Regions from separate parts of the Homo sapiens genome. Here region 2 is linked to region 1. Evidence: chromatin contacts called from ENCODE Hi-C or POLR2A ChIA-PET data. All regions are on one chromosome and are shown on one strand. The core of a region is the stretch at or near the end of the contact, and the rest is flanking DNA. Distances in the headings are between cores, read along the strand shown. Region 1 has its middle 21 kb from the start of GOLIM4. Region 2 has its middle 70 kb from the start of GOLIM4.

The links. Hi-C counts contacts between places; a loop is a spot of excess contacts on that map. ChIA-PET counts read pairs that join two places held with the same protein, here RNA polymerase II (POLR2A). Pooled maps may share reads with other maps.
Region 2: a loop to region 1 is called in a map of heart right ventricle, with 2.6 times the contacts of the local background. The contact joins two enhancer-like sites. A Hi-C loop is called at or near these places in 16 of 168 maps with a recorded cell type or tissue (IMR-90, K562, Right ventricle myocardium inferior and 7 more), 2 of 37 single-sample maps with no recorded cell type and 6 of 50 pooled maps. POLR2A ChIA-PET finds 5 or more read pairs at or near these places in 3 of 52 experiments (K562, OCI-LY7 and activated T-cell).

What each region holds. Positions count from the first base shown.
Region 1 is chr3:168,113,069-168,120,601 of GRCh38, reverse strand. No RefSeq gene overlaps it. Among named protein-coding and RNA genes, the nearest start is that of GOLIM4, 21 kb to the right of the region's middle. RefSeq lists a silencer at 2,327-2,621 and a cis regulatory region at 3,873-4,373. Within about 2 kb of position 4,184, at least 8 of the 41 ENCODE cell types and tissues checked have a DNase peak (open chromatin) inside an H3K27ac peak, as active enhancers do; they include heart right ventricle, where a contact is called at or near this core.
Region 2 is chr3:168,162,563-168,170,095 of GRCh38, reverse strand. No RefSeq gene overlaps it. Among named protein-coding and RNA genes, the nearest start is that of GOLIM4, 70 kb to the right of the region's middle. Within about 2 kb of position 4,280, at least 3 of the 41 ENCODE cell types and tissues checked have a DNase peak (open chromatin) inside an H3K27ac peak, as active enhancers do; they include heart right ventricle, where a contact is called at or near this core.

The DNA.
Region 1 (7,533 bases), core at 2,935-5,434:
GCTGAATATTTGAAAGTTCAAGTCACTGGTACCTACATGTGCACAAATAAAAGTGTAAAAAACCCTCCTTAGGAAATCTTTCAGGAGTTATCTTCTGATTTCTCTTGAGACCACCCGGCCATTTGAAAGACTACTCCCTCCACAGTTAGAAGGCTTGACTTTCCAACTCTCATAAAGTGAGCAGCCGGCCAGGCGCGGTGGCTCACTCCTGTAATCCCAGCGCTTTGGGAGGCCGAGACGGGCGGATCACGAGGTCAGGAGATCGAGACCATCTTGGCTAACACGGTGAAACCCGTCTCTACCAAAAGTACAAAAAATTAGCCAGGCGTGGTGGCGGGCGCCTGTAGTCCCAGCTACTCGGGAGGCTGAGGCAGGAGAATGGCGTGAACCCGGGAGTAGGAGCTTGCAGTGAGCCGGAGATCGCGCCACTGCACTCCAGCCTGGGTGACAGAGCAAGACTCCGTCTCAAAAAAAAAAAAAAAAAAAAAAAAAAAATGAGCAGCCAAGAATAAGTGCTGCCCCATTAAAACTTTATGAAGTGACGTAGAGCCTGTTTTTTTTTTTTTTTTTTTTTTTTTTTTTTTTTTTTTCAGAAATCAGCTATGCAGCTACTCCGTAGTAAAATTCCCATGCGAAGGTACATTACTACTGGTCTTCTAAAAAAGACTGCTGGAGTGTGGAAAGAGTCACAGAGAATGAGCTCTGGACACACACCTTGAGCAGCTGGATCCACTGGCTTAACTCTTGGACTTCCAGCCTCATGAGTCAATAAATTCCCCTCTCCCTTTTTCCCCCAAAGTTAAAAAAAAAAAAAGACACAAGAACAAATACTAAAATAATGATAGTATGTGTTTGTGTAAATAATACACAAAGCTTTAAGGTTGCTTTTTAAATATTGTTTGTAATAAAAAGACATCCAGCTATTACAGAACTTAGTGTATTAAGATTTTAATATCACAACCTACTTTTTTTATGATATAAACTTTATTTTTTTTTTAAAAGCTTGGCAATGATCTGTTCAGGAATCAAGGAAGAGTAATCATACCTCCAAATCTTGCCAGCAGTAATTCAAAATAAACTACCTAATCAGCAAGAGGAGATTTGTTTCATGGACTCTGAGGGAATTCTGGCAAACAAGTCTCATAAGTTTAATCAGCATCAAAAAATTGTAAGGGAAATATAGTAGCATGAATAATATTTAACTCTATCTATTCTGAACCATCTCACAATTGTATTCATAAGTTGTCCTAAAACCATCCATAGCTGTGAAGCTTTTCTGCTATCATATCCCAAACACCAGACCCTTCTCTTTAACACCTCCATGATAGTCCTTACAGGGTTGACTGGTTGAGCTAAAACTGAAGTGGGTTAATATGGTTTGACGGTGGGAAAGATATTATAGAACTGAGCAGTAAGAGACAATTTAAGAGCTAGTATGTTCTACTTAGAGATGACAAAGGTACATAAGGGAATATGATCAATTGGAGAAAACATGAGAATGCCGGGCACAGTGGCTCAATCAAGCCTGTAATCCCAGAACTTTGGGAGGATGAGGCAAGTGGATCCCTTGAGCTCAGGAGTTTGAAACCAGCCTGGGCAATATGGTAAAACTTTGTCTTTGCAAAAAAGTATAAAAATTAGCCAGGCGTGGGGGTGCGCACCTATAGCCCCAGCTACTTAGTGGCTAAGGCATGAGGATTGCTTGTACACAGGAGGTGGAGGACACAGTGAGCTGAGATCATGCCACTGCACTCCAGCCTGGGTGATCAAGTGAGATCCTATCACAAAAACAAAAACAAACACATGAGGAATTATTAGATCTAGAAGGATCTAGAAGATTTTGTGTGTTCACATGCACACATAGATATTCAGCTAAAAAGAGATACATAAAAAATAATAAGATCATGTCTTTTGCAGGAACATGGATGGAGCTGGAGGCTATTATCCTTAGCAAGCTAATGCAGGAACAGAAAACCAAATACCGCGTGTTCTCACTTATAAGTGGGAGTTAAATGATAAGGACCTATCAACACAAACAAGGAAATAACAGACACTGGGGTCTACTTAAGGGGGAGGGTGGGAGGAGGGAGAGAAGCAGAAAAGATAACTATTGGGTACTGGGCTTAATACCTGGGTGATGAAATAACGTGTACAACAAACCCCCATGAAACATGTTTACCTATGTAACAAACCTTCACAGGTACGCCAAAACCTAAAATAAAAGTTAAAAAATGGTTAAAAGAAAGTTAAAAAAAGTTTAAAAAGTTAAAAAAATCTAAAACATAAAAAAGAGATACAAATATCACAAACTAATTTTTCATTTCAAACCCTTAACTTCAATTATAAAATGTTAGTGTTGAAAAAAACACAAGAGATGATCTAATTCATTTTTCTCATTTCACAAGTGAGTAAACAAGGACAGGAAAGGCGAGATTACTCATTCAAGGCCACCAAGTGTGCAGAGTTGGTTGGACTTAGGCAGGCTAGATCCTGAAGAGTCCATGAATAGGAAGAGAGCCTTGACGTGGGTAAGCTTATGTTTCTGGAGAAAGTCCTTCCCCATTTCCTGTCTTCTTCCTGTAGGCCAGGTACTTGTCAGCTTGTATATCACCAGCCCTTAGGTTCTCTACCCATATGCTCTTAATGACAGTCCAAAGGGTCCACATTTGTTTGTTTACTAGAAAGCAGATGGCCAACTAACAGGAAACCCTAGAAAACCTTTACTTATCTATGTACATCCAACATTTGCAAAGATGTGTTCCCTTTGTTTACAGTATTTGATTGCTTGATGAGAATCCAGAGGTATTTCATTCCCTTTCATTAGTATTTCCTTCTTGTACACTTAAAATTCTGCATTGTCCAAGAAGAAATGTACTTTAAAATGTACATGAAAAGAACTGAGGTTTGTTTAATTTAATGAACGGAGGTTCATTTGATTTAAATGTCACCATTAAGGTGGGTTTGTTTTCTAAGTGTTTCTTTTTTTTCTATCTATTGCTCATAGCTATTTTTTTTTTAAAGTAAAGGATTTTTGAACTCAGCGTCATCAATATGATAAAATAAGGACACCAGCACAGGGCTGGTGTGTTTTGAGGCCCCTGGCTTGAGAGGTGTCTTGTCGTCTTACTTTTTCTCCCGAGGCTTGGGCTTTGAAGAGAACAAAGTAGTTCTGGAGTTTCTCTCCCTTCCCCAGAGTCATTATTATCTGAAGAGCAAAGAAAATAAAGGAGAATGTTGCTTCACCGCAGCACTTCTCAATCTTTCATGCTTGTTTCATCTTGTGGTAGTGGTGGCAACGTTCCAGGCTATGGGGAAAATAGGCTCTTATATGGTGTGCTTAAGCAAAGAGTAATTCATTAATACTAACACAGATGAGTACATAGGAAATAAAAGAAATAAACAAAAGGAAGACGCCCTTTAGGCCTGCTAGCAACAATAAAGCCACTATTTCCTGCAGAACCACTCCTAAGAAACAGCATTCTCTCTCAGGTACCTTGTCCCTAGAATTTCACACCCTCTATTGCTTTTTTTTCCCAGCCTCAGTGTAATCCTAAGTGAACTATAATCTTAAGTCACAACAGAAGATTAGAATAAGATGTATGTAATATATGTTATTTACTGAACTCACATCAGCTATAATTGCTTTATGGAGATTCTCAAATTTGAAACATGTTCAGCTTTTCAGGCTTGCATTACAAATTCAATATAAAAATTCCTATTTGGTGATTTTTATTCAGTCAGTCTTTAAGGAGAGAAGATTAGCAGCAGCTGCTTTTTTTTTCTTTCTCAGATACCTGACGGTTACCCTTTCCACACAAAACTTTTCTTTAATTTTAACATTCTTTAAGTGGAAATCTTTCTAAAGTGCATGTAATAAGTTTCCATGACCCTACCAGTAGGGAAAACAAAATGTAATTTAATTCTTCACTCTTCTCAGGATTATTAAAGCAGGTCCTGGTTCTCCATATGAAGACATTTCTTTGTCACAGAGCAGCATGGCCGTTGATAAGTGAATTGGGGCCAGACAAGCAGTTGCTAGGTAGAAGAGATCTTTCTGAGTCTCTGAGCCACTGGTCATCAAATACTTGGCATCAGGTCAGGACGGACAAGTGGAGCCCTGATATGGCTGTTCTCAGAAGTTCTGGGAAGGAGTCCTATTTAACTCCTCCAGAGCAAAGGCTTGGCGTGTGACCACAGCTACACCCAGAATTACAGATGGGGCTGTCTCATGATTCTGTGGTAAGTTTGCTTCTTTACTTGGCTGCTGCTGCGCAGTATGTCATTTACTACCCACAAGCAGTGAAAGAGGACTTCTCCTGGCTCCTTTTTAAGTGTGTGCATACAATGCAAAACCAAGTCTTCTGAGTGCCAAGTATAACTGGATAAAGGATAATGAATGAAATAAGATAATCTATTTTCTAAAAATACCTGAATAATACAACCCAAAGAATGTGCTCTACTTTCAAGCTTATGGAAATTCCAAGTAAATGTAATAATCCCCACCCTTGAGTTAAATGGGTAAAGTTACAAACATATTTTAAAGTACTAAAAACTGATCCAAACTTAATCAAAGCACTGATTGCTTTATGGTTTGGGGCAAAGGATTAATCTTTGAAGAATACAGATACTATAAATAATTAAAATCTTTACAAGGCAGATACTAATTTAAATTTCTTCATATTTGTGGGTATAGTTCTCTAGAAATATATTTTGTTGACAGACATTGATACTGATACCAATATCAGTAAGAAAATATTTATAAGAAAACATAAACAAAGGAAATTTGTTCATAACATTTACAAATGTTATAATTCACACTATCAAACCTTCCTTTCCCAAGTTCTGGAATTACATACTAGCTCCAATTTTATTTTTTCAATATTATGTGCATTTTACAATTTTTTTTTTTACCATTTTCCTATCTTGGCTCCTTTTTTCCTAATGAATGAAGCTCATATGCCTTATCTTAGTGTTGTTAACCTTATCCATTCTTTGGCCCTAACTTATGTTTCTAACTTAATTTCTAATCCTCATTTTACAAAACCAAAATTCTTGTATTATTAGACCTTTCATCATTTGTTGAGGAAGCTTTGCACTGTCCTTGCACCATTTCTAATGTCACCTTCTATATGGAGCCTCTGTGACCCCTCCAGGCAAAAGGGATTGGTCCTTTATCCAAATTTCCATAGCCCTTTGTACTTCCCATGTGGCATCCATCATGTATTGTGCTATGTTATTATCTGCACACATCCTATCTCATTAGATTGTAGCAGAATATGGGCCATTTGCCCACATGGATGAGTATCATTCATGTTACCTAGCATAGTGCCTTCTATATACAAAATGCAAGATAATAGGATGATATTATATATGTATTGAGTCAGATCCCTTTCAGTTGCAAAATAACAGAAATGCAGTCCAAGACGGCTTAGTCTCTAAAAAGGGAATTTACTGGATCATATAAATGCATAGTTTAGGGATGCAGTTGATCTCAAGTATAAAAAGATTGAGGAGCTCAAAGAATGTCCTTATAGTTCCCTCTCTCTTCATGTCTCTACTCTTTCTATACCCATTTCACTTCATTGTTCAAGGAGGTATTTTTCACATGGTGGTCAAGAAAGGCAAAAGCAGCCTCGTCTCTCATATTCCAAGAAAGACAGTCATTGGCTTTGCTTGGCTTTCATGTAGTCACACCAGATAAAGAATGAGAGCCTAATTTCTCATGAAATACAAATACAAATGATAATAGTTTATAGTTTATAGTTTTTGTAGTAAAAAACTATAAAATTACACTATAAATTACAGATTAAATTAACTTTTTAAGGACCTTCACAGATTAACGTAAGAGTTACCTTTACAATTTTTTAAATCTCAGTGAAAATATCAAATCAACGAACATGTATTGTATGGCTTTGTATTATGTTCAAGGGGTACAACCGATAGAAAAGCTGACATTTCAACCACTGAGGAATCACGGTCTAGTTGGTGGCTGACAAAATGTAAGGCATAACAAATGAATGAATATAAGAAATGATATTGTCCAAGTGTTAAATATTTCAGCACAGATTATAACCTTAATAGTAACTCAAGAAAGAAAGAATGATTGTGGAATAGAATAATCGTTGAAGATTTTGTGGAGACAGCGAAAGCTGTTTTGATTAAAGAAGGATGAATTGTTTTTGAATTGTTGGAAAAGGGTGGGAAGAAAATATGATTGAAGGAAGGAAAGAGAATGAAATCGTTTAGAGGTAAGCATTCTATCTGCAGAGACTTAATTGTAGACTCACTTATAACGGATAATTTAAGTTGAGAGTAAGATTAGATGGTGGAAGTAGGTTAGCTTAAAGAAGGCTTTGAATCCTGGGTTCATGAGTTTAAATTTGATCTCGTTATTACAACTTTATTGTATGCAGGTTTTAAAAAAATGGAAATGGCAATTCAGCTGCAGGTGATGATGTGAAAGGAGGACAGAAGCTATAATATTTCTGCTGTGAAATAGGGGCCACTACTTACATTTATACAGGTTGTGCAGTGCACAACCCTACTGGGCACCAATCACATTGCAGTTGAATGGTGTCTCCTAATATTGTGCAGTGCCTGAATTTTTAAACAATATATGGCCCATCCATATGACTTTCAAGAAAAAAAGAACACACCAATTTGACCAATGTGGAAGATAAGCAGATGCTATGTAGAAGTTGGAGAGAAGGTTGAAGAGGAAAGTGAAGACTAGATTATAGAATACCTTGAATGTTAGGCTAAGAAATATGAACTTTATCTTGTGTTTAATGCAGGGCAGAGTTTGGGAAAGCCACTGGGAAATTGTGAATAGAATAGCAAAGTTACAATTAGTGTTTCAAGAAAATTAAATTTGGCTACAGTATTCAGGATAGATTCTAGGGACAGAAATTGGCAAAGTAGAGAACTGTTAGAAGATTGTTAGAGTAGTGCAGAAAAAAGTGGGCCATAGGCACAAGAGTGATTTGAAGGGTATTTTGAAGAAATAGAAGGAGAAAGAAAGGCAAAAAGGGTGAATGTCTTACAAAAGAAACACATAACCTGGGACTTATTATCATTATTGAGGTAGAGAGTAAAGGACAAAATTATATATTTTTTCAAATCATTCTCAGTGACTATGCTGCTGGAAGTTATATAACTCTTTACATTTTGCAGCGTTTTCAAATATATTATCCATTTGGATATAGATAATTTTTGAAATCATGAAGTAAAGCAATTTCCTAAGCTTATACAAAAGGTTCACATATCTAAAAAATAGAAATTGTTATCACGTACAATAGAATATTGTAACGACAGACTTACCTATGTTTATCTAGATGAGAAAAAAAATGAATGGGCAGTGATCCCAGCGTGTCTAAAACCCACCTTTTTATAAGCCCTGGATTTTATGCCTTGTAACACTCCAGGGAGCTGTTCCTTGTCATTCCTTTTCCCATCACTAATCTTCACCTCAGCACTTTCTAAAAGCTTTCTTTGACTCTATTTCCATCCTATGTCATCTCTTCACTTCCCATC
Region 2 (7,533 bases), core at 3,031-5,530, 49 kb before region 1:
AATAAATAGAAGAACACTGTTTTCATGACTTTGACGATTCAATACAGTATAGTATAGAAGTCCCTTCTCAAATTTGTCTATAGATTTAATGAAATTTCTGTCAAAATCCTAGCACATTTACAGAAGGTAGTCCAGGTAGGACCATTCGGTCTCTACACTAAAAGCTTATAAAAGACTGATAAAAGCTTATTTTAAAATTTATATGAAAAGGCACAACCTTAGAATTGATAACACAATCTTGACAAAGAATAAAATAAGAAGAATCATACTATCAAATATTAAGGTATACCATATAACTATAGTACTCAATACAATGCAATATTGGTGGAGGAAAAGACACATAGATCAATAAAATGCTATATGAGAATCCAGAAATGTACCCATACATATATGATTAACTAACTGATTTTTGACAAAGGGGCAGAAGCAATTAAATCTTGAAAGCATAGCCTTTTCACCAAATAGTGCTTGAGCAACTGAACATCCATAGGGGAAAAAGTCAATCTCAAACAGTCTCACAGCTCATATAAAAACTAACTCACAATGGTGCATCGATTTAAATGTAAAACATAAAACTATAATTTAAAAATATATTACGTACGTTAATATAATAGAAACTATGTTTTACAAAATAAACAGAAGAAAATCTTTGGGATCTAGCACTAGCAAAGAGTTCTTAAACTTGACAACAAAGGAATGAATCCCAAAAGGAAAAATCCGTAAGTTGGACTTCAAGAAAATTTAAAATTTTTGCTCTGGAAAAAAACTATGTGAAGAGAATGAAAAGACAATCTACAACGCAAGAAAAAAGCATCTGCAAATCATATAGGCTAGAAAGGGCTAGTATCTCATATATGTGTGTGTGTGTATATATGTATATGTGTGTGTATATATATACATATATATACATATATATGTGTGTGTATATATAATACATATATATACATATATGTGTATGTGTGTATATATATATATATAACTCAATGGTAAACCACTAATCCAATTAGAAATGAACAAATGACATGATCAGACATTTACTAAAGACAATATACAGATGACAAATACAAACATGAAAAGATGTTCAACATCATTAGCCATCAGGAAACTAAACATTAAAACCACAAACCACAGTGCAATATCACTACACGTCTATGAGAATGGCTAAAATACAACATAGTGACAACACTAAATGCAGCAAGAATGCAGAGAAACCGTTATCACTCATGCATTGCGGGTGGGAATATAAAATGGTGCAACCATTCTGAAAGGTAATTTGGCTGTTTCTTATAAAACTAAACATATAATTACAGAAATTGCACTCTAGGGCATTTATTCCAGAGAAATAAAAACTTATGTTCATACAAAAACCTGTACAATATTTGTATGAATGTTCACAGCAGCTATATTCCTAACAGCCAAAAACTGGAAGCAACCCAGGTGTCCTTCAATGGGTGAATGGTTAAACGAACTGTGGTACATATATCACAGAATACTACTCATCAATAAAAGGGAAGGAACTGTAGTTAGATAATGTTTAGATAATTATGCTGAGTTCATCTCAAAAGACTACATATTATATAATTCTATCTATATGCCATTTTTAAATGACAAATTTTAAGTGGTTTTCATGTGTTAGGTGTCAGACAGAGGGAGTCAAATGTAGGTGGTTATAAAAGCGCAATACTAGGAATCCTAGTGGTGATGAAAGTGCTCTGTATCTTGACTCTGGTGGGGGATACCTGAGGCTACCTGAATCTCCACATGTATTATAATGTTATAGAACTAAATACACACACACACTAATGAGCACAAGTTTTTTTAAAGAGAAAAAAAGATGAGCTTTTAAAATTTTTGGAATAAATTCATCTTTTCATAAGTTTTTGTTGTTGTTGTTGTTGTTGTTGTTTCAGATGGAGTCTCGCTGTGTCGCCCAGGCTGGAGTGCAGTGGCACGATCTCAGCTCACTGCAACCTCCGCGTCCCGGGTTCAAGAGACTCTCCAGCCTCAGCCTCCCGAGTAGCTGGGCTTACAGGCGCGCGCCACCACACCCGGATAATTTCTTGTATTTTTAGTAGAGACAGAGTTTCGCTATGTTGGCCAGGCTAACTTTCAACGCCTAGCCTAGAGTGCTCCACCGGCCTTGGACTCCCAAAGTTCTGGGACTACAGACATGAGCCACCGCGCCCAGCCACCTTTTCATAGGTTTAAGAGAGAAGGTAATTGTGCAAAATATGGAAAAGCAAGTCACAGAATGTGAGAAAATATTTACAAAACTCAGAACATTGCTGAGCTCTTCCCCTTCCACTAATCAATCCTTCTTCTTTCCACCAACGATACTTCCTGGTCTTGTAAATTCCAAGATTCTCTGCTGTGCTGCACTCATTTGGTATTTAATGTACACTACTCGTTTGTGATCCATTCGTGCACATGTGTATGGCACATCTCCCCAGTGAGGCTGCACGCCTAATATGCCCCATAATGCCTACTAGAGTGAATTCATCTGTTTAATGTTCAAGGTAAAATCTGGTTATTCTAAACCAAGGAAATTTTTTCTTTTTTCCATATTTATTTATCTTCCCTCTATTTCTTTTTTTAAGATAGACAATTCTTTCAAAATTGTATATTTACAGAAGAACTGAGATAATCGTACAGATAGTTTTCATATCCCCACCACCCAGTTTCTTCTGTTATTAACAGCTTACATTAGTATGGTACACTTGTTACAATTGATGAACCAATATTGATACATTATTATTAACTAAGAGTCCATTGTTTTTTCAGAGTTCTTTATTTTTTACTTACCATCTTTCCCTGTACATGGGTCCTATGCAGTATATCACATTACATTTACCAGTTATGTCTTTTTAGTTTCTTCTTTGCTGTGACAATTTTTTAGACTTTCCCAATAAAACCTTTTTAGAAACTTTAAGATTTTTTTCTTGAGAATTATCTGGGATAGGTACTTTCTTAAACCTTTTATCTTTGCTGACGGTATCATAATTCTAATGAGGTTAAAAAATGAAGTAAGAAACTCACATGGCTCATCAGACTGTGTCTTTTCACCCTACATAGTCATTCTCTAAAATACCTAAGGGAAAGAAGCTGGTGAATAGAAATCTATTTCCAGACATACTTTTAAGGACACTGACTTAATCATTCCTCCCACTCTCCATTTCTACATTTAGGGTCACCACATTTGGTTGGGCAGATTGTTCACGGCACCAAGGCACTCAGCCAAAGGGTGGGATAAAATCCACACCACACTCTACTCCCCAAGCTATATACCCATGGATTGTCTCTCCTGTAGGAACTGCTTATGACTAATTTACACAGAGGTGCCATTTGAGCTGGGGAGGTTGGGGTTTCTAAATATAGATAATTCTACTGCCCATTTGTCTTTTAAATTTATAATTCTTCTCTGATGCTCAAGTTAATATCATTTTATCCCTTACCTGAACCATTGCAATTACCTTCTCATTGCAATGAATACATACAAAACACTTTAGCATAACATAAAACATCTTCAGCTATCTGTCCTCAGCTTACCTTATTGGCTTCATCTACCTTTGCTATCCAGCATACAGCCTATTATCTAGCTACATGGGGCTATCTGAACATAAGCTCTTTTGTGCCTGTAGAAAATGGGGCAAAAGAAGCCCAAAACAGATCTCGAGAATTCGAGGTCAGAGAACTGTGACCCAGTTCCTAGATGAAGCCAAGGGAAGCATCAAGACTCTAACATAAAAATGGATGTTCAGTGTGTCTAAGCAGATGGGGCAGTATACAGCCATACAAAAACAGCAGAATGTTTGAGAAGGTATTGGAAATATCTAAGAGAGAGGCAGACTCAAAAGAACCCTTTGCTTAGAAACAAGAGCTGATTCAGCAGTGACCTGTGGGGGCCAATGTTCAAAGAAGAAAAAAATCTCAGCTGAAGACAATAACGCAGAGGGCTAGATGAACCCTTCCTTCTGCAGATTCCTCACCACAACTAAACCCTGTAACTCAGACCTACCCAGGTCAGGGGGAAAAGAGGTACTAAAGTGACTGAGATTGAGTTTTTGCCACCAAATGAAATGGAGGTCTGAGTTCATAAACCCAACTACAAACAATTACTAAATATTTCCCAGTATTTATTAATGTGTCTGATACATAGGATGCTCTCAAAGAATGTTTATTGAAAGAATGAACAAAACTCCTAATAATTATTTTAGGCCATCTCCAAGTCCTAAAATCCTGTCGTTTCCCACTAGGTGGCGACCATTAGCTGGAGTTCTTTACTTCCTGTGTCGTTACAGGATGATTTTCCCCAGTGACCCATGGATTCTAGTTTGTAGTTGGCAGAGGTCTTTCAGACAATTTTATTGGAATCTTTTTGATTTCTTCATATGTGAAACTGGGATTTTTGTCTCTAATCTTTCCCAGGCTGCCTCTGTAACTGCTGGGGAAGAAAGACGGAAGAATTGCTGCAGTTCATTTAAATACCAGAGCAACCACAGTAAACACGTCCCTTTCCCTCTCTTAAAAATGTTCTTTGGACATAGCCTGTGCAGGATTTTTCTCCCCTCTGCAAACATTTCTCAGGTCTGTCTCTCCTCCATGTTCCCCACCCCTGTTTAACTATGAGAAGTATTACTCCTTTTTAATTTATTTTTAAAAATTTCTAATTGCCTGAACATAAGAAAACAACTAGAAAAACTTACTTAGAAAACAAGCTTCTCAAGATGTAATTTAAAAATTAGAACATTGTCATATACTCACCCTCTCAAAAACAAAATTTACAGAAAATCTCAGTTACTTGAAAGTGAATAGTGAAGGGACTAGAAAAATTAGTAAAAACTACTGTAAAGGAGGGAGTAAAAAAAAAGTTTAAACGTGTTTCATTCTGACCTGAGACCTGAGAAAACATGTAGAGGACACCACTGAATCACCTCAATGAGCTTTGTGGAATTTTGTTTTTTCTGGGGTTTCTAGTCCTCATTCTAGTGTACACACTCTGCTGAGGCATCATCTCGGGCAGTTTTTGTCACGCGCCAATCCCAATACTGGAAGGCTTTTTCCTGCTGATTTCCCAGCCTATCTCTTCAGGAGGCTCTGGCCTCACTCACTCCTCAGGTGTGGCTTTGTGGACCCAGTGACTTGCTATAAATTTCCATCTGGATGTCTCCCAGAAAACCCAGATTCAAGAGGTCCAAAGCCTGATTTCACCACCACCCCCTGTAGGTCCCTTATCTGAAACAATGATATCACCATCCACTCAGGACAGAAACCTGGGAATTCCCCCAAAATCTTCCTTTTTCCTCACCCCAAACCGAATCCATCACCCAGTCCTGTCATTTGTATCTCTTGTCTCTATCCTTTCTGCTGTATTCCTAATGCAGGTTGAGTATCACTTATTCAAAATGCTTGGGACTAGACGTGTTTAAAATTTGGGATTTTTTCAGATTTTGGAATGTTTGCATATACATGATGGAATACCTTGGGGATGGAATTCAAGTCTAAACATGAAATTCACCTGCATTTTGTATACACCTTATACACATAACCTGAAAGTAATTTCATACAATATTTTTATTAATTGTGGGGCTTTATGGAGAACCTGCCTTTGGCACATTGGGCCTTCACATGTGACATTTTATTACCCTCTGTGGACTTGTTGTGGGGGGTACTCAGGGCACGGTGGAAAGGATATATCACAGCTGTATGTGGTGCACCTGCATTTTGACCACAACCTGTTACATGAGATCAAGTGTAAAATGTTTCACTTGTGTCATATTGGCACTCAAAACATTTCAAATTTTGGAGCATTTCAGATTTTGGGTTTTCAGATTAGGGTTGTGCAACCTGTATCCCTCTCTTGGTTTAAGACCTAATCAGCTCTCACTTGAATTGCTTCAGGATCTTAACAAATTTAATCGCCTCACCACCCTCCAAGTCATCACCTCATGGTCCCCAGATTGGTCTTTCCAGAACACAAATGTGATCAGGCATCTAATTCCTCTGCTTAAAACTCTATTCTATCTCTAGAATAAAAGTCCACACTCTTCCAGAAAACCCCGAGTCAGCCCCTGAGTACTTCTCTATCATCCACCACTGCTACTGACCTGAACCCTGCATTCCACCCGTCAAAACTACTTACATCCACAAAGGGGCCCTACCCTTGTGTGTCCCTATGCCTTTATTAACGCTCATGTTGCACCCTTTCTCTGGAATATCCTTCTGTCTCCCTCTTCTCCCATATTTATCTAGAAATCTACAAAACTTCTGCTTATTTTTCAGGACCCAGATCATCCCCCAAATTAATCATTCCTTCCTCCTGGTATATTATATGTAAATCTACTATAATGGCATTATAGTTTAATGCCAGTACTGTTAGCTTTCTAACAGCAGGGACTACTCCTTATCTTTGCATTCTTTAGTGCCAGGCATTCTCCCTAGCCCTGGGACTCAGTGCTCAGAATATCTCAAACAATGAATGAATGAAGAGGCAGAATATTGATTATCAAAATTTACTGATTATTTAATGAGACAAGCACTGTGCTAAAAACTTTATAAACATTATTTCATTTAATTCTTTCAGCAGTCCAATGAGGTAAGTTCTATCATTATTCTATTTTGCAGATGATATGTTTTAAGAAGTTACCAAATATATGCAAAATCACTATATGCAAATTAGGGGCTGAGATTCGTCACCTAGTTTGCCTGACCAGAGTTCAATTTCTTAAACTCAAATATCTATACTGCTTCTTCAAAGACTGAACACAATGAAATACTGCTCTAACTTTCAAAAAAAATTGTTTTAAAGAACATCATGACTTCTACAAACTTACTGGTTGTGAGTTTGATGCTGATTCCAGGACGAAAAAGTAAGAGCGAACCTCAGACATGGTTTATGAGTACTTAGTAAGAGAAGTCAAGTACCACTGGGCATTACTAGGATGCAAAATGGTTTGTTTATCTAAGAACAGTTTCCTTCCCTTCTGAGAGGCAGGATGACTTGACTATAAAACCAGGGAAATAAAATAGCTGAGTACAGGTGTGTGATTCTCTAATATCCTTCTTAGCCCTGCCCAACTGTGTATTAGTCATGCCATTTTGGGTGTTGACCCCAGCTTCAGAGCTGAGGTCTAAATCAGTGTTTCTCCAAGCACAAGTATGTAGGACTACCATCTGTACTGCTTGATAACAATTGATTTCCAATCTTCATGCCCAGAGAGTCTGAATCCATAGATCTGGAGGTCCGGGAATCTGCCCCCAGTTGCCTCTGATACAGACAGACTAGAAACATGTGTCCAAACCAATCGCAAGTACCCATCCCTTTGCCAGGAATCTTGGTTTAAGCCAACTAGTTCAGGTGTTTTCCTGGTAATGATTACTGGTCTAGGTATAGTTGCTTGGGTGACCAACCATCTGGGTTTGCCCAGGACTTTCTTGGTTTTAGTGCTGAACGTCCCACATCCCAAGAAATCTCTCACTCCTAAGCAAATCAGGATGGTCCACTCTAGGAGGATGTCCTAATAAGGTTGAAAGAAT